Linked DNA regions of Mus musculus: regions 1 and 2 are each linked to region 3. The links are chromatin loops, found by intact Hi-C in ENCODE. Cell type or tissue: heart. All regions are shown on one strand. Each heading gives the region's core, and the rest is flanking DNA. Links, peaks and the distances in the headings are about the cores only.

Region 1 (5,939 bases), core at 562-5,561, 140 kb after region 3:
AGAGAATGATATAGAGATTTCTTCTTAGGCCTTGACATCTAGAACTTGCCCTGCTATGATTGGGACTTGCTTAGGACCATGAGCCCCTGCTTCATCCCAATGTCTCTTGTTTGGAATGGGAATGTTTTTTTCCTATGCCTGCCCCTTTCATCTTCTGATGGTGGCTAACTCATTTATTAGGTTTACAGCCCAGAAGCCTATGATAGTTAGTTGGGAGAGGCCAGACAGAGAATGGAGATCCTAGTGGGGCTGGCTGACAGCATGCAGGGGTGTCACAAAAGGCAGTCTGAAGTACAGGTACGGGGGGAATAGGGAAGGGACAGGAGGCTTACCTGCAGTCACTGAGTTCTCTGGGCCTGTAAGTAGAGAGTTTTTTCTGTTAGCAGGGAGGCCTCCAGGAGCCTCCAGCAGAACAACCAGGCTCAGGGACTCAGGGCCAAGTCAGGCTATACTTGGCATGTTCCCCGCTCAAGTTTCAATGATGCCCTGATATAAAACTGCCTGCTTCAGGAAAAGGATGAATTGGAATTGTAAATAGTGCTTAGGTGACTTGGCACCAGTGACAAAGTGCAAGATCCCTTGTGTGTCTCAGAGCTCAACGGAAAGTCGAAGATGATTAATAATCAATGGAGGCCTTTCCACTCCTTACTCTTACTCTATCAACTTCCACTCTATTGGTTACAATTAGGAGTGTTGTTCTCTAGGATGGTTCGTGGAAACAAGGATGCATTTGTGTTAGAAGATAGACCTAGGGCAAAAGGAAGCCTGCCATGAAGGTAATGGGAAACCCAACCACCATAACCCATATTGGGCGCCTCTATAGTGAATCAAGAGGATTCCCACACTCACTGGTGAAGAACTGCTGAATTCGAGGAAGGCCAACACCAGGACCACCTAGGAGGATGGTGACTAGGATCCAGGTGAGACCCATAATGATGATTAGGGCCACGATGCGCAGGGGGCCTGCAGGCAGGATAGACACAGAGCAGGACTATCTTAGACATCAGTGAACAAAATCTGCAATAACCCACTACCTCACATGACCAGATCTCCCCTTCTACTTGGGAACAAGTGATGGTACGATTGGGAGGTGGGGGACCAATCGATATCTACCAGACCCAAAAGAGAGGCTTGAACTTCCTCCTAGTAGACGGAAGAACGTGAGTTCAAACCTTGAGGCTGCTCTGTTTGGGTCTCCCCAGCAGGTTTGGAGGTGCCTTTTAGAACTCATGCTCTGGGAAGGTTTCATAGCACCAACCTCAGCATCTTGCCTCTGAAATTATCAGAATATTTACAGTTCACCCATCTGCTTTGCCTTTCCTCTTGTTCTGTTGGAAGCTCTATACTCCTTGTAAAGACCAGTCCTTCTACCTGCTTCAGGATCCATCAAGATATCTCCTGTCTCAGATACATTGTGCTAAGACTTCTTTCTATCTCACTTTCTCTCATATTATCAACAGGTCCTAACTTAGTAAGATAAAGATGAAACAGAGCTCCTGAAAGAAAAATCTCATTCTTTGATTCTTCATCTTCCTCTTCTCCACCAAACTCTTTAAAAATTTATATTCTGGCTTGGGATATAGCTCTGTGGTAGAGCATTTGCTCAGCATGCATAAGACCCTGGTTTCCATCCCCCAGCATACACATAAAAGTCATCTACATTGTGATTTCTATTACCTCACTCCCCAACTCTCTCCCAAAATTCTTCCAATCTAGTCGTGCTCCCATAACACCAACTAAATAACCTTCCAAACAAGACCACCTATGACTTTTATGATGTCACATTTCTGATTGTCTGACTGCTCTTTCTTGACACTTCACTACTAGATTCCAGGACAGTACTGTCTCCTGACCCCATTCTCTGGGACTCCCTTTGTTGGTTAGATTGTGTTCCATTACTCTCTCCTCAAAAGGTGTTCTTTTCCAGGCTGCCTTCTCCCATCTTCATACTGTATGGGAGATTTCACCATGCAGCAATGACACCTTACACCTCCAGCCCAGATCTGTCTTGAACTCATATCCTCCCAGCCAGTTCCTTAATGTCCAATTTGGACTTATCCACAAAGCTGCTACTTTACCAGTTTTCAAATTCTACTCTCACCCCAAACAGTCCCTCCAAGGCACATTCATGTTTGTAGTCCAGCTGACAGCAGAGCTACCACTTAGATCATACCCAACCTCAAAGGCACCTAAGTCAGTTCTCTTCTGGCTACATCTCTCTATCTCTACTATCCACTCCTCTCCATCCATTCAATCTCTGGAGATTTTATATATATATATATATATATATATCCTTAACTTATATATATTGATTATATATATTATCAACATCTATCTATATCTATCTCTCTATATAAAATCAATCCTTATAGTTTGGGAAGCTGAAGTCCTCAGAGGTGAATTTGCTCATAAAATGAGTGCTTGTGCACAGTCATCCATTAATAAATAAACAAACCAGTGACCACCCAGGCCTCTCCTAACACAGGCACTAGGACACCTGGCCTCTCTTCAGTTCGCTGTGGAAGCCACCCACCTGCCAACCTCATGTCCACTTCTCCAGCTGGGTTGAGATCTCCCGCAGGTGCACTGTTTGGGAACTGTGGGTTCTGGGGGGAATGAAACAGGAGAGAGTAGGTTTGGGGGTGGGGGCAGTGGCAAGTCTGTGCTGGGAGCGATCGGTGTTATGACTTGTTCCTCCAAACACCAGTCCAGGCTCAGTTCCTCGTGAGTGCTGGGAGAAGTCCTGCCTGGCCAGGAGAGCCTTAGGAATCCGTTGCGCCTCACAGTCTGGCTAACAGACTCCAGGACTGGAGCGTAGCAATGATTCTTCTCCACCCGGATCCCTCCGGTGCTAGGCCCGGGGCTCAGGTCGATCCGCTCGAGGCTGGTGGCAGAGATTGGGCGGGCCAAGGATGTTGTCTGGGTGTAGGGAGAAGCAGACCGGATCAGGGAGTTACCCAGTTGTCTCGCTCTGCCGGCTAGGTGAAGCAAGTGAGTCACGTAGAAAAGCTTATCAGGCACGACAATGGCCGCCCGCAGAAGGCCACAGCCCACAGGCGTCGCTCCGCCATAGGCCCATAGGCTGTGCTGTAGGTCCGCAGGTCCTCACGGAGGCTCCACCTCCAGACCGGCCTCCTCCCTCTCCTCCAGAGGCTGGGTGGGAGGTGCCGAGTGTGGCTGTGCACTCCTCTTGTGCTAAAGCTGAGCCGCCTAGCTTCCTACAGTGTCACTGCTTCAAGATGAAATCTCCTTCTAGACTTTGAGGTACTATACACTTTACAGTTCATGTTTGCTTAACTCTATGTAACCCAGGCTGTTCTCAAACTTGGAGCGATTCACCTGCTTCAGGCTCTCAAATGTTGGAATTACGGGCATAAAACACCAGAGCCCCCATTCCCACTTCCTCCACACGTCCTCTTAGGTGAGCGATCTATTTCTATATTTGATGAGCTGAAGCTCCGATTGTGACTTGATATCAGAGCTTTCATGGCTCATAAGAGGATGGATGCGGGGACACAGATAATGACTTAAGGTTGATATGTGTTCTTTAAGAGCATGGACGGTTCAGAAGCACATGCGGAGGTAAACCTGAGCCTTTGGTTGCTTTCTTTCTGCTTAGTGTTCTTTCGTGAGAGCGTTCTGTTTTATGTATCAATCAGTGAAGGGATGTTTGGAACATTGCTCCTGACCCTCATGTTTGAGCCTTTTCCCCTGACCGCCTACAGTGCCAGGGCAGCTGGGCCAGTCCTTTTAAGCTGGATCTATCTGTGTCTCAGGCAGCTGCATTCCTGTCCTTTGACCCAATGGTCTTACTTACAGGAACTCCACCCCACTTCCATAATGCTCCAAAATACAGAAAAGTTTACAGAAGCACTGTTTTGGTTAGATGATAGCGTTTTCAATTTGGTTACACTTGTAATCTCAGCACTTGGAAAGTGGAGACGGGAGAGGAGGATAAAGGGTTTAAAGCATCCTCGGCCACTTAGCAACTTTGAGGTCAGCCTTAGCTGCATGAAACCTGTCTCAGGGAATCTGATGTCTTATTCTGACCATCTCAGGCGCCAGGCATGCATGTGGTACACGTACCACATGTGGTACATGTAGGGAAACCACTTATATAAAAAAAATAAAATTTCAAAAATTGTAGGAAGCTGGAGAGATGACTCAGTGGTTAAGGGCACATACTGTTCTTGCAGGATACCCGGGCTGGATTCCTTACACTCACATAAGGCAGCTCACAACCGCTTCAGGGGATCTGGCACCTCTCTGATCTCTTCCTCCTCTTCCTCCTCCTCCTCCTCCACACACACACACAAATAATAATTAATTTTTAAAATAAAACATTAAGTAAAGATAAAATAGTAACAGCAACAACAACAAAATGAATATTAAAAAAAAAAGAATACAGTAGTTTCCATATTGACTGAGTACTTCCTCATAGGCACTCTCCAATGCTTGTGGTCAAGGGCATCTGTAGACCAGGCTGGCCTCAAATGTACAGAATGATGGAATTAAATGCCTTCTGAATGATGGAATTAAAGGCGTATGCTAACACACCCAGTCCTGCTACATATTTTTTGAGATGGGAATTTCGTATATTCTTTAACTCACTATGTTTCCAAGGATGTCCTTGGACCTCTTGCTTATACCTACTTAGTTCTGGGATTATAGGTGGAGATCCAGGTCTTTTATGACTCATGGGACAAACTTTCAGTCTATTTTCTCCAGGACTTTGTGTGTGTGTGTTCTGAAAATTAAATTTATGGCTTTTGACATACATATGCCTTATGGCTGACACAAAACCTCAGCCCTTTATCATTTAAAATGGACAATTAAAGCTAGGGATGGTGGCACATGCCTTTAATCCCAGTATTCTGGAGACAGGGGCAGGTGAATCTCTGTGAGTTTGAGGCTAGCCTGGTCTACAGAGTGAGTTCTAGGACAACCAGGGCTACATAGAAAAACCCTGTCTTGGAAAAAATACAATTAAATGGTTAAATTATATTCACATATATATATATGAATGAGATGCATAAGCTGGGGCATTCAAGTCTTGGCATTACATGATAGGCAGTAAAGGAATGCTATCCTTCAAAACTGATGTTTGTTTGATACATCTGGAAAAGGATCTTTTTGACCTGGGGAGAAATAACTCATTCTGTAATCAGAGGCTAGTGTATTTTTACAAGCTGGCCATAGCTGTCTGGGAACACTCGGTTGCCTCTTTCTGATAGCTCAAGAATGGGAGCCTTATCACTTCAAGGGCATTAATTTTCTGCCTCCTTCAAAGGTAGGGGACATCTGCACCAAGGTGGGAGTGCTGGCTGTTTAACTTGGCATGGGGACTAGGGAGTGAGAGACTCAGCGCACAGAGACAAGGGTGGGTTACCTTGTGTCTCTTCACTATGACACCTGTATCTGCACACATGCACACTAACTTTAAATACATGTAATGAAATCAGAGTGAAGTGAACACAAAAAGGCTCACACTTACTGTGCATGCAAAGATAACCTTGAACTCCATGTTCTCCTGTCTCTGTTTCTTTTTATTTATTTATTTATTTATTTATTTATTTATTGTATACACTGTAGCTGTCTTCAGACACTCCAGAACAGGGCACCAGATCTCATTACGGATGGTTGTGAGCCACCATGTGGTTGCTGGGATTTGAACTCAGAACCTTTGGAAGAGCAGTCGGCGCTCTTAACCGCTGAGCCATCTCTCCAGCCCCCCTGTCTCTGTTTCTTAAATGCTGGGATTATAGGATATGACAGCATATCTGGCTCTAGTCCACATTTTCAACATTTGACAGATAAATTTTATTAATTTTTAAATTTTAAATTTATTTTATTTGTTTTATTTTATGTGCATGGCTGTTTTGCCTGCGTGTATGTCTGTGCACCACGTCTATACTTGGTGCTTTTGGAGGCCAGAAGAA
Region 2 (5,939 bases), core at 562-5,561, 56 kb after region 3:
AAGCTATTTGGATTTGAGAGCAGAGCAACCTGTGGGCCTCTCACTTTTTTTATCCATAGCTCCGGTCTGATGGCGCCCAGGGAGGTCCTCACAGGTAACGGTGAGTGTGTTACTGGAAAATTTATGTCCCCATTTTGCCCTTGGGCCAGGAAAATAGAACTGGTTTCTCCTTACCACAAGGTTGTCCCCGTTTCTCAGAGTGGCTGACAGCTGAGCAAGTACATCGTGGCTGGCTGCTTGGCCATGTTCTTCTGTAGTCAGCCCCACCTGACAGAGATATCCAAGTGCCTTATGACCCCCTGTGCAAGAGCTCCAAAATCTAGTTTTTGTACAAGTACAATGAATCTCTGTATTTAATAGACCAGTAACATTATGCAAAGTACTTCTTTGTGGTAAAGGACAGTCCCATCTGCTGTGTAGATTTTGAGTTCTCTGTATCACTATATGTTCTGTTTACTTAGGTTTAGCTTGCCATCAGAGAGCTACAATTGTCCCCAGAGAGACTGGCAGAGTATGTAGAAGGAGAAATACCTGTTTTTTAGAGGTCCTCAGTGGAAACTAACAGCACTGAATTCTCATAGTCTAGAAGGTCTCTGAATCAGACAATGGGTAGTATTTCTCTAAGCAAGCTACCTAGTGACTTGGCTCTCTGTTCTCTTGTCACTCTTCAGATGAGGTCATCGGACAGGTACTGAGCACACTCAAGTCTGAAGATGTCCCTTACACCGCAGCTCTTACTGCAGTCCGCCCTTCTAGAGTATGTACTCTTCTAGCAGGGGCCCTGGGGAATGAGGGTGTGAGGCAATGTGGTGAGTGTGACTAGAGATGAAGGGGTATGTCACAGGCAGGATCTCTCAGGAGGCTTCAGTTTGGGGGATTAATGGACAGAGGATTGCTTCCTCCATCCATGGTGCCTTTTTTCATTTTGCTTATGAGCCACTTTGGGCAGTGTGATTGTTAGTTTAGGGAGATGGAATATCAGGTCTAGGGACTTTCAGATGGTATACAGGGTAACCAGTGGGGAAGGAATACCAGTCCAGTGGATTAGGTTTTGTTTTTAGGGCTGTTGAGAGAAGGCTTGTTGGATGTTTCTACAGGTGGCCCGTGATATAACCATGGTGGCTGGGGGTCTAGGTCGCCAGCTGCTTCAGACTCAGGTGGCATCTCCTGCGATCCATCCTCCTGTGAGTTACAATGACACTGCCCCAAGGATCCTGTTTTGGGCACAAAACTTCTCTGTGGCATACAAAGACGAGTGGAAAGACTTGACCTCCCTCACCTTTGGTGTGGAGAATCTTAACTTGACCGGCTCCTTCTGGAATGACTCCTTTGCCATGTAAGGGTTATAGGAAGAGAAGGAAGGGCTATCCTATCACACATGGTCTTCCTGTCACTGTGAGCTCAGTACAGGACAAGGATGTGGGATTATGTTTGTGTGGTATGTTCACCAAGGACATAGATGTCACAGTATCGCAGGGTGATATTGCTGGGAGGTTACTGGTGAGGGAGCCTCTTAAGAGTTTGGCCTTCTCATGTTTTTTTAGGTATTGGTTGTTGGGTCCTGAGCTTTTATTACCACATAGTCCCTTGGGATCCTGGACCGTTTTTGAACCCAACCCCTGGGACTGCATGTAGGCAAATATCAAACCAACTGTTAAAACCAGTCCTAGGTTTCCTACCCTTGAAACCTCAGCAGGCAGCTGAATAACCCCAAGAAGGAGGCCTAGGAACCAGAGGAAGGAATCCTAAGTTGGAGATGTGAAACCTAATTGTTTCACAACTGCTCCTGATTTGCTTATGACTGGAACTTTACTTTTCCCATATGGTAAATGGGGACACTGTATTGGCAGGTGACTATAAGGATGGATCTAGGGCAGCTTAGGTTGGAGCCAACCTGATGAGGACCTTCTTAAGATCCTTCTAGAGCCTGACAGTACTCCTCTGCCTTGTTCCATAGGCTTTCACTGACCTATGAGCCACTCTTTGGTGCAACAGTGACATTCAAGTAAGTTCTGTTGGCTGAAGTTTGTCAGGGCTGGCGTGTCTTCACTCTGTTCTGTTCATCTGACATCTCTGCATCCCCTGCCTCCCAGGTTCATTCTGGCTAGTCGCTTCTATCCAGTGTCTGCCCGATATTGGTTTGCCATGGAACGACTTGAAATCCACAGCAATGGCTCTGTTGCCCATTTCAATGTTTCCCAAGTCACAGGACCTAGCATCTATTCTTTCCACTGTGAGTACGTCAGCAGTGTGAGCAAGAAAGGCAATCTCCTTGTGACCAACGTGCCCTCAGTCTGGCAGATGACTCTTCATAACTTCCAGGTATTGAAAGGGTGATGGGCCCCAAGCTGGTGGCAGTAAGGGGAGGGAAGAAGGGCCCAGAGAATCTCAGTATGGTTTGAGCATGTAGCTGAGAGTTCCAGCCTTGTGCAGTCTCTGAAGGTATAGATTATTCATTGATTCCAGAATCCCAGCTCTTACTGTGTGTGGAACCTTGTGGAACCATCTGATCCATGTCAATGTGTCTCCTAGATCCAGGCCTTCAATGTGACTGGTGAACAGTTCTCCTATGCTAGCGACTGTGCTGGTTTCTTCTCTCCGGGCATCTGGATGGGTCTGCTCACCACCCTCTTCATGCTTTTCATATTCACCTATGGTCTGCACATGATACTCAGCCTAAAGACCATGGATCGCTTTGATGACCACAAGGGCCCCACCATCACTTTGACCCAGATTGTGTGACATACACCTGAGAGGAATTGAGGGAGTATTGGTGTCTAGGTTGTCATGTTTCTGTTTTGTGACACAGTGGATGGAAAGGTTTGTCCTCTTCCTACTATAGCATGAACCCTACATACGCCACCCTCAGTCTCTCTTGCTTCCTCTTTAACCCGGAGAGGGACTCCCCTGTGGCTATCCCCCATCTCTACCAACAAAGTGTATTCTTCATAGATATTAGATAAATCTTCCAGGCTTCATCATCAAGAGGGGAAGGGACCTTAATTCTAGGGTCTCCCCTTTACCCTCTCTCCTTATTTATTCTTGCCCCTCTGCTATTATTCCTTGCTGTTTATAGTGCTTTTGTGTAGTAAATGCTCACTCCCCAAGCTTTATGGAGCTTCCAGCAACAGCCATGAACTTGAGGTTCCTTGAATTTGCGAGGTGTGGAAAGACTACTTGACTGTCTGTCCAGCTTAGCTGTTATGTTTTTTGGGGGGGAGGGGTGATGTGTTAAGAGTGAGTGGTACACTGGGGTTTATTTCTGTGGCCTGGGAAGGAAGAAACCATCACGAGGATTGGTGAACAAAGTGTGCTCACTGGGTTTCTGGATTATTCCCATAAAGACTGCCTGTCAAGAGGCCGGAGGTGTGTGTGGGGGGTTGCTCTGTTGTTTCCTTCCTAATAAAATAAAGACGTGTTGCCTTGTGTTGGGCTTCGTGTCACTCATTTCTGCACTGAACAGTAGATTTTTTTTTCTTGACTGAAGGGAAGAAGTGCTCAGATGTAGTCCAGTCATGCAAGAGGTGAGAGAGGAAGGGTGGGAGGGTCTTCAGTAAGCTGATACTCTTAACAAACCTACTTAGAGTAGAGGCTTGTTACTTTTCCTGGCCTTGGGAGGAATCCTGACAATGGTAGCTCCGCTACTGTGCAACAACACACAGCAGGGCTTCCATACCTTGTGTTTCTCCCAGGGGGCGGTACGGGAGCGCGCGGGGCGGGGCGGGGCGCGCGCGGCTCCCGCGCAAGGATCTTTCGGAGGACTCAGCACCTGCTGCCGGCCTGCCCCGCCCCGTATTTTTCTGGGCTCACGAAGAGCCCCGATAACCCCTGCAGTCATTCTGGTGCTGGGACCCAGGTGACAGAAGCCCTCCCAGAAAACAAGCAAGGAAATGATGACTGGTTGGGCGGGGCGGGGCCAGCGGAGAGAGAGAGGGACTCATTAACGCTGCGTAGGGATCAGGAGACAACCGACAGACGCCATCTTTGGTTCAGTGCGGCGGCAGTGACAGAAGCAGCGGCAGGGGCAGCAGCAGCAGCGGCAGTAGCAGCAGTAGCAATAGTAGAGGTAGTGGTAGCGGCTGCTGTGGTGAAGGAGGAGGAGCAGAGCGGACGCTGGTACCAAGGCCTGATCATGGATGAGGAATACGATGTGATTGTGCTGGGGACAGGTCTTACCGTAAGTGCCACTTCAGGCTCTCATAGCCCTGCATCATGCCATCCCTCCCCACCCCACGCCATCCCTCCCCACCCCACTCCATCCCGCATTGATGCAGAGTCCGGTATCCGATCCATCCTCCCATCATCCTAGCTCCAGCCCTGGGAAAACCAACCCCATGCCCAACCCACTACCTCACCCTAGGATGTCGATTCCAGTTCCCAATTCTCTGTAGAGGGCCCCACTTTGTCCTGTGTTCCTGCACTCTAGTACTTAACCTCAGACCCCTATTCTTCCCTATCTCTATCACCGAGGTGGAAAACTCACCCCCCCACACACACAGTGGAACCATTGCACCCAGCCCCCACCCTTTGCCTGAACTCATCACCTGCTCCAAGGCCTTGATTAGCATCCCTTACCATCTTGTGATCAAACTAGGGGATGGAATATGAAGATGGGTATGGGGACATTACAAGGGTGGGCCCTCATCATGCTTTTCTGCTTTTTGGGATGGGATAGGAAACCCATGGAATGTTCCAGAGACAGCAGGAGTGTGTGTGTGGGGGGTGTGGGGGGGGGGTAGTGACCACTTTACCTCTGCCCCAACTTGGTTTCCCATGGAGATCTCAGACTGAATATATATCCTCAGCCTTTGTCCTTGGGTTAGTGACTGACTGGTGAGGGTGTTTGTCTCTTCCCTGCCCCCGCCCCCCCCAACCCCCACCCCCGGCCTAAATCTTTTTAGTTTGAACCCTGAGTCTAGACCAGTGGATAGGGCCAGAAGAGAGTCAGGGGCTCCTGCCCTTTGAAGGAGGAGCAGGGTGGGGCCTGGGATTTCAAGGACTTGGCCTTCTCTTTCAAAGGTCCTTTGAATTGGTTCTTCTTGTAGACTCATTGTCTTTTTGTGGGCTCAGAGAAGTAGATACTTCTCTTGGCTTGTTGATGCTGGAAGACTTGGAAGCTGAAAGCTCTGCCCCCCAAACCTCCTTTAATGCTCCAGTAGTTTACTCAGCAGGGTTGTAAAGGAAACATCATATGAAGCCATCTTCTCCTCCCCAGTTTTAGGCACTGAAAAGAGCTGCATTATAAAATTGGTGGTGGGCATGAAGCAAGTTGGAGGGTTATGGGGTATAGCTGCAAATGTCACTCCTTCCCCAGGAATGCATCCTGTCTGGCATCATGTCTGTGAATGGAAAGAAGGTGCTGCACATGGACCGAAACCCCTACTATGGGGGTGAGAGCTCTTCCATCACACCCCTGGAGGAGGTAAGATTTCTTATTCTTAGACCTGGGCTTAGACCCAGATCCTTGTTAGTCTTCCACATAGGTATAAGGGGGCGAAGTAATTCTCAGGTACTGGGCAGGAGAGTGGGAAAGGGCGACAGGTCCTTGACATTTTTCTTTCTTTCCTGTCCTGCTTACAGCTATATAAGCGCTTTCAGATACTGGAAGGGCCCCCTGAATCAATGGGCCGGGGCCGAGACTGGAATGTTGACTTGATCCCCAAATTCCTCATGGCCAATGGTGAGAGAGATTAAAAAGATGCTGTATATGGTTTTGGGGGTGGTGAGTGGGAAGACGGAGTGGGGAGAGATTGGTCAATCTCAAGAATATGGTCAGTCAGACTACTGAGAGTTTTTGAAGGAAAACACAACAATGTCCCTTATTTCCTCTGGACACAGGTCAGCTGGTAAAGATGCTACTATATACAGAAGTGACTCGATATCTGGACTTCAAGGTGGTAGAGGGCAGCTTTGTATATAAGGGGGGCAAGATCTACAAA
Region 3 (5,939 bases), core at 352-5,351:
CAGGCCAGCAAGGCGCTGCGGGCGGGGGCGCGTAGCGGTTCGCATGCTCGCCAGGCCAGCCTTTTGTTCTCGAGGACCTCAAAGAACAAGGCGGCTAAGGGGCCTAGTGGTAGCCTTGGTTGTGTGCAGCAGCTAGGGAAGACAACTAGGAGAGACTCTAGAGGAGAAGAAAGGAAGAATTTGTTGCGACCACGCCCGCACCCACTCAGCGCCCCAGTGTAGCCCGTGCCCTCACCTATGGACACGAGCTTGATGCTCTCACGGTCCAGGAATTCAAGCGCCACCGACACATTTTCGAGCTGCATCTGGCGGAAAGTGGGTCTTTGGTTGTGCTTGCGGTGCATTTTCTTCTGGCTGAGTACCTCGAGCAGCGCGATGAGCCGCAACCCATCGCTCAGGTCCGTCTGCAGATTGGCGATGCGCTTGCTTACGCACTTAAGGTGCTCATTGCACCAGCGGGTGAATGTGTTCTGCTGAATTTTCTTCCACGGTGCATCTTCTGCTAGGTCTTTTTCGGTAGCCGGCATCTCCGCGTCCCGTGAATCGATACTGCCTCCCGGAGACGCAACCGCCGCACTCTGGCCACAGCGGGAGTGAGAGCTACTCATTTTGAGGCGCGAGGAACGGAGGGGCGGTGCTGCAGCTTCGCCGATGGGACGGCCCTTTAATTAAAGCAGTAGGCACCTCCGAGCATGAACGACGAGGCACAGAACAGAGGTTGCACTGCGGAAAGAGCGAGCCCTTTAAATGTATGCGAAAGGCGGAGCCAGAGGCAAAGTTTCCTTGGGGGCGGAGCCTCTGGGTGGGGCTTCTGGGCCGCGCCCGCCCCACCTCGCCCCTCCCGTTGGAATGCCCCACAACGCCCCCCGCCCCCATCCCCCGAAGCTGCCTCTGCACTCCGCCAAAAGCAACTCAGCCCCGCTGCTTCAGAAAGGGTCTTTGAGCCCCAAAGAGCACAAAAAGGTCTGGCAACATCCGCTACAGTACTACAGGAAACGGACCCCAGATCTAGGAACGCTTGAGCAATTCTGTCACAGAATTGCTCAGCTCCAGCAGGCACACCCTTACAAGGGACTTTCTTTCCCCAAGGTCCCTGCAGAAGGCGGAGCGAATAATGTCCCGGTATCACTTGGGCTCCGCCCTGACCCTGTACCCTCTTCTACATTCTCTATTCTTCCCGAGCTTAGGGTTCTCAGCCACAGTGTGATCCACAGCAGAGTAAAGCAATCCTGTGAGCGAACCCTTCCAGAGCGCCTAACGCTGCTGAGAGCTCTTTGTATGCTGTCAGACAGGGCTCTCATCACCTAACATAGACACCCACAGAGCCCTGGCACTCCCTACCCATCTCCTTTGGTCTTCCCAGTCTCCATGACCCTGGCCTGCACACCTGCACAGGCCCATTCCCACCGTCGTCTTCTCTACTGCCTAGTTCCATCCGCGAGGAAATGGGGCCAGCACTGGGCCAAGTGGCCACCAGCACTACAGGATCAAGCAGCTTTCCAAAGGTCCAGGGTATGCCAATGCACACAATCAGAGGGCGCCTGCCTGCCTGCCTGCCTGCCTGCCCTGTGATGCATGTAGATCTGTACACCTTGTACCTGCCATACTCACTGTTCTACCTTGGGCCCTGAGGAATTCTGGGGGGAGAGGTCTTCTCTGGCTGAACAGTCCCAAGCCTTGCTGTGACCCTAGAGATGTGGAGGGGCTCAGGGAGAGGGTCCCAGATTACTGAAGAAAGGAGAGTCACCAGACATCAAGGCTTGCTAAGGAGCCTGAGTGTGTTCCCTAAGTAGTGTGAAGCTACTCACTAAAAGTTAATTTAATGATAGATATTCTCTGGAGATAGTGATGAGGATGCTGTGCTGGGACAGAAAGGAGCGAAGATACAGAAAAAGAAAACTGTAGGGGATACTCCCAACCATCCTCTTTAGTTAAGGGGATTCATCTTACCTATGTCTTTCCCGTGGTAGACTTTTCCATCTACTTACTCTGTACTTCAAGCCTCTCCAGAATGTTAAATTGTTTTTCCAGAAAGACAGGCTTCTGTCCCTACTTCTCAATTCTAAGACCAGTGGCCGCCGGGGCTGGAGAGATGGCTCTGTGGTTAAGAGCAGTGGCTGCTCTTTCAGAGGACCCAGATTCAATTCCCAGCACCCATATGAAAGCTTACAACTGTCTGTAACTCTAGCTCCAGGGAATATGACACCTTCACACAGACATGAATGCAGGCAAAATTATGCACATAAAATTAATTAGATAGATAGATAGATAGATAGATAGATAGATAGATAAAGACCAGTGGCTGAAAGAGGCCTTGGGTTGACCAACATGTCATGCCCAAATATGGTTGACTCTCCCACAGCCTGGAGTGTCTTCATTGCCTGTGGTAGGGCTATGATAGGGCTTTGATCACAATGGGCAGAACCTTTCAGCATAGTCATCTTGAGATTGTCTATGATATCGCCAGTCAAATAACATTTTCAGTACAGAATCCCTCCCCCCCATTCTACCTCCAGTCACCTGCATAAATATCTGCACCAAGTGAGCCAAAGGTTGAGTTGGGGGACATGATGGCAGAACTGTGCAGGGATAACCCAAATGGAAACTTCCAGCCATGTTATTCAAGACACAATTAGGGTAATATTTTTGGTCCCCCTGATCTACTGGAGAGCAAAGCCCCATGTACGGAATTGCATTAATACATGATTTTTCATTCAATGCCATTTGGCTGGATCACATGAGTTCATTAATGTACAGAGAACAAGGAAAACTGAATCATAGTAATAGAGCACAAAGAACTTGAGTTTCCTAGCTTCCAGCCCTATGATTTGGCTATTTAGGGGGAAAAGAGGAAATGGGGGGGGGTGTCCTAGCCTTAGAGTGCACAAGTGCCACCACCAGATGTCGCTCCATCCCAAAGATCCAGATGAGGCAGCCCCAGGAAGCCAAAATCCAGCTCTTTCATATTTTCCCTTATTTGGAGTAGATTCTTGGATGGTAGACACACCCCGCCCACCTCCCCACCCCACTCCTCTCAGACCCCAGACCAGGCCCTCCCACAGGGAACTATAGGCCCAAGCCCACCAGCTATACTGGGATCCTGAAGAGCTATTTCTAGACCTGTGTAGCCAGGGGGCGCCAGGAGGGAAGGAAACAGAAAATCCCCAAAGTGAGACCAGTTCCCTTAAAGCAAATCCAGGTGTGGCAGAAGAGAACAGTGATTTCCTGAGCTCACACCTTGGCCAAACTGGAGCTGCAATTGACTGCGGGTGGATTCCACCCACTTTTTCTGGCCCCAGTCTGACTTTGGTATCTAGGAATGCTGATGCTTATGTCCTGGCCGTCAATGACATAAGCATAACCAACCTGAGACAGGACCCAAAACCCAGACTGAAAAATCTAGTTGGCCATGCCCCTGCCACAGCCCTGGAATCAGCTCCCCATAGCCAAACCAGCAGAGGACTCTTGTATCCACCCTTGTTTCATCTCTCTTGTGTCCACGTTTGACACTGACTAAAAAGTGTCCTTCCAAGTTGTCACTCACCCTTATCCTAATCAGGGTACTAGTCTTAAAAGACCTTTCCGGGATAGGTACACAATGACCAGTTTATGGGCACCCATGCCTGTACCCATCTCTTGCCAAACGCTCAGATACTAGCCCCCTTTTCAAGGACTCCCCCCATAGGCTCGAGTTCCTGGATTCCTGGACATAGACACAATAAGTTTGTGGTAAACTATGCAAGGCTATCTCTGGACACCAACGCAATGCCTGGGACCTGAGTCCACACCCAACCTGCTCCTGGTCTTGGCCTCTCGCTTTCCAGACCTCTTCCCAGCTCAGGAGCCTTGCATCCACTATCTGGAGACTATCTGGCGTGGAGCTGACCACAGAGCCCTCACCTGCTGTCCCTCTAACCGCCGGGTGGCGCCCAGCTCTTCGCGCCCGCGCCGGAAGCCTCAGAGCTCCACTGGCGTCCGCTGCGCGCTGCGCGCCTCCACGCGAATGAGCCGCTGCCTCCCGCCTTCTTGTTAGCTGCATCCCCGCCCCACGCCCGCCCCGCGCCCGGCCCGGCAAGAAAGCCTTAATTGGTAAAAATCGCCCGGGAGCTGGGGGCAGGGAGTGGGTGCGGGGCTCGCCACGAGCTCAAGTGCCCCGCTCAAGTGCTAGCGACGCCGCGCCCCCCGCCCCCCCAATGAGCTCAGCGCTCTGTGAAGGCTGCCAGGCTTCAAGGGAGTAGGGCTCACCTCCAGAGCAGGGTCTGCAAACCCTATGTTTAGGACCAACCTTTATGAGGCTAGATGAGTGTAGGGGAGCCAAGTGTTTCCTGGTTAGAAAGGAGGCTCTGTTCCAAGGCCACCTATTCTGAGGAGTTCCCCACAGTCACAGCCTTCTGTCTCTGAGCAAGCCTGGGTTGGCCGCACAAGTCAGATCTTGCTCCATGGGATGAGAGATAACAGGTAATTGTAGTGAGCACAAACTACTCCTAAGACCCCAGTAGGTCCCTGAGCCCTGTGATGACACCCCCACCCCCACCTTCAGCTATCATTGATTTGGCCCCTGTTAGGTACCTGGGAACAAACAGAAGAAATATACTGAATTCTCAAAGCAATCAAATGCAGTCCCAAAGCCTGGGAATGTGCAATGTGGTACAAAGAGCCAAATATCTGTGAACTTAGTGGACATAGCCATTACCTAATATTGTCAAGCTCTCTCTTCCTCTTCTACATGGCCATTTCCTGGTAGCTTTAGATTCAACTCAAATGTCACTTTCTAGGGGAAGGCCAAATAAAGAAATTACATTTCAACATTCAGTTATTTTATTTTTTCCCTACAACCCCAATTGAGCTATGTTTGCATCATGCCTGTGTACACAGTAAGAAGAAAGAGTGAGGAAGGGAAGGAAGGGCAAGCTACAAGAGAAGAAAGAAGAGAAGGGGAGGGAAGGAAGGAAGGAAGGAAGGAATAGGAAAGAATAGGCAGTGGTAGTACAAGCCTTTAATCCCAGCACTCTAGAGGCGGACAGGAGAATCTCTGTGAGTCTGAGGCCAGCCTGGTCTACAGAGTGAGTTCCAGGACAGCCAGTGCTACATAGAAAAACCCTGTCTCTAAAACAAACAATAACAAAGATGGAAAGAAGAGTGAGGGAGGGAGTTTGACCACATTTGCAGAGTCAATTTGGTGATCTGTAGTTTAACTTGAAGAGCAAAGCACTGGGGTCCTTTCCAGGGAGCATGCATGCCTTTCTAACTTTGTCGGCTCTGCTGGCAATGACATTTCACATTCTGGCCTCCAAATAGAACTAAGGTCTCTTACTTTCTGTCTAGTAGGAAACCTCTACTAGAGAGACAAATGGATTATCATTGTTTGCTAAATTAGTGGCCTGATTTCAGGTTCATGAGGTAGCTGCACCAGAGTTCATGAAAATGACTGTCCTTTTAGAGGAGAAACCCATTTACCCACAGACATAGTAACCAGATCAATGAGTAGGAAGATGGTAGGAGCATGGGTGAGGTGGTGAATATGTAGTTGTATTTCAGGACACCCTCCACCCCCCAAACACATTGCATTAGAACTCTCTTTATTGCCCCTCTCAGTGCACACACACTGAAAACACAAGAAGTTGGTGTACCGAACTCCTTTCAAGTCTATAATCTATGAAGATTAATTTTAGGATTAACTGTTCCTTGGTTTAAAAAAAGCATAGTAAGTTAAAAACATATTCTTCTTGTTCGGAATAAATATTCTCATGTAGACCTTTCCTCACAACTTTAGGGAGGTAGCAGTTTCTGGAGATTGAATCTGAAATGTAATGCCAGTCAGCCAAGTATGCTACCTCCAAGAAAACTACACCTCACACCTTCATTTTACTTTTGATTTTGAGACAAGGTCTCACTAAGTTACCCAGTGTGGCCTTGAAGTCATCCTGAAGCTCATTCAG

The links. A loop is a pair of places that touch in the nucleus more often than their neighbours do. Peaks named below come from ENCODE experiments on the same cell type or tissue, not always from the same donor. Only the 100,000 strongest peaks of a DNase experiment are listed, where the experiment ranks them.
Region 1: it touches region 3 in a loop (5-fold over the local background); 6 of 42 quality-filtered maps call a loop at or near these places.
Region 2: it touches region 3 in a loop (3-fold over the local background); 5 of 42 quality-filtered maps call a loop at or near these places.

Annotation. Positions count from the first base shown.
Region 1 is chrX:74,390,142-74,396,080 of GRCm38, forward strand. Fam3a (family with sequence similarity 3, member A) reads right to left here and starts at 3,133. Exons shown (of 9, transcript NM_025473.4): 1 at 2,534-3,133; 2 at 850-963; 3 at 333-356. The coding sequence starts at 2,546. It also overlaps a transcript of Ikbkg not described here. In heart, for the core only: a CTCF peak has its summit at 3,190; a DNase peak (open chromatin) is centred at 3,100; H3K4me3 peaks cover 1,488 bases; H3K27ac peaks cover 1,331 bases.
Region 2 is chrX:74,301,265-74,307,203 of GRCm38, forward strand. Atp6ap1 (ATPase, H+ transporting, lysosomal accessory protein 1) reads left to right here. Exons shown (of 10, transcript NM_018794.4): 5 at 60-100; 6 at 672-757; 7 at 1,098-1,336; 8 at 1,958-2,005; 9 at 2,094-2,322; 10 at 2,533-3,457. The coding sequence ends at 2,742. It overlaps Gdi1 (guanosine diphosphate (GDP) dissociation inhibitor 1), which reads left to right and starts at 3,748. Exons shown (of 11, transcript NM_010273.4): 1 at 3,748-4,177; 2 at 5,315-5,422; 3 at 5,581-5,680; 4 at 5,839-5,939. The coding sequence starts at 4,133. In heart, for the core only: a CTCF peak has its summit at 3,681; DNase peaks (open chromatin) are centred at 3,767 and 3,977; H3K4me3 peaks cover 2,068 bases; H3K27ac peaks cover 1,752 bases.
Region 3 is chrX:74,245,829-74,251,767 of GRCm38, forward strand. It overlaps Flna (filamin, alpha), which reads right to left and starts at 706. Exons shown (of 46, transcript NM_010227.3): 1 at 236-706. The coding sequence starts at 608. In heart, for the core only: CTCF peaks have their summits at 2,953, 3,155 and 3,921 (motif pointing right); DNase peaks (open chromatin) are centred at 663, 1,073, 3,003 and 3,993; H3K4me3 peaks cover 3,749 bases; H3K27ac peaks cover 3,478 bases.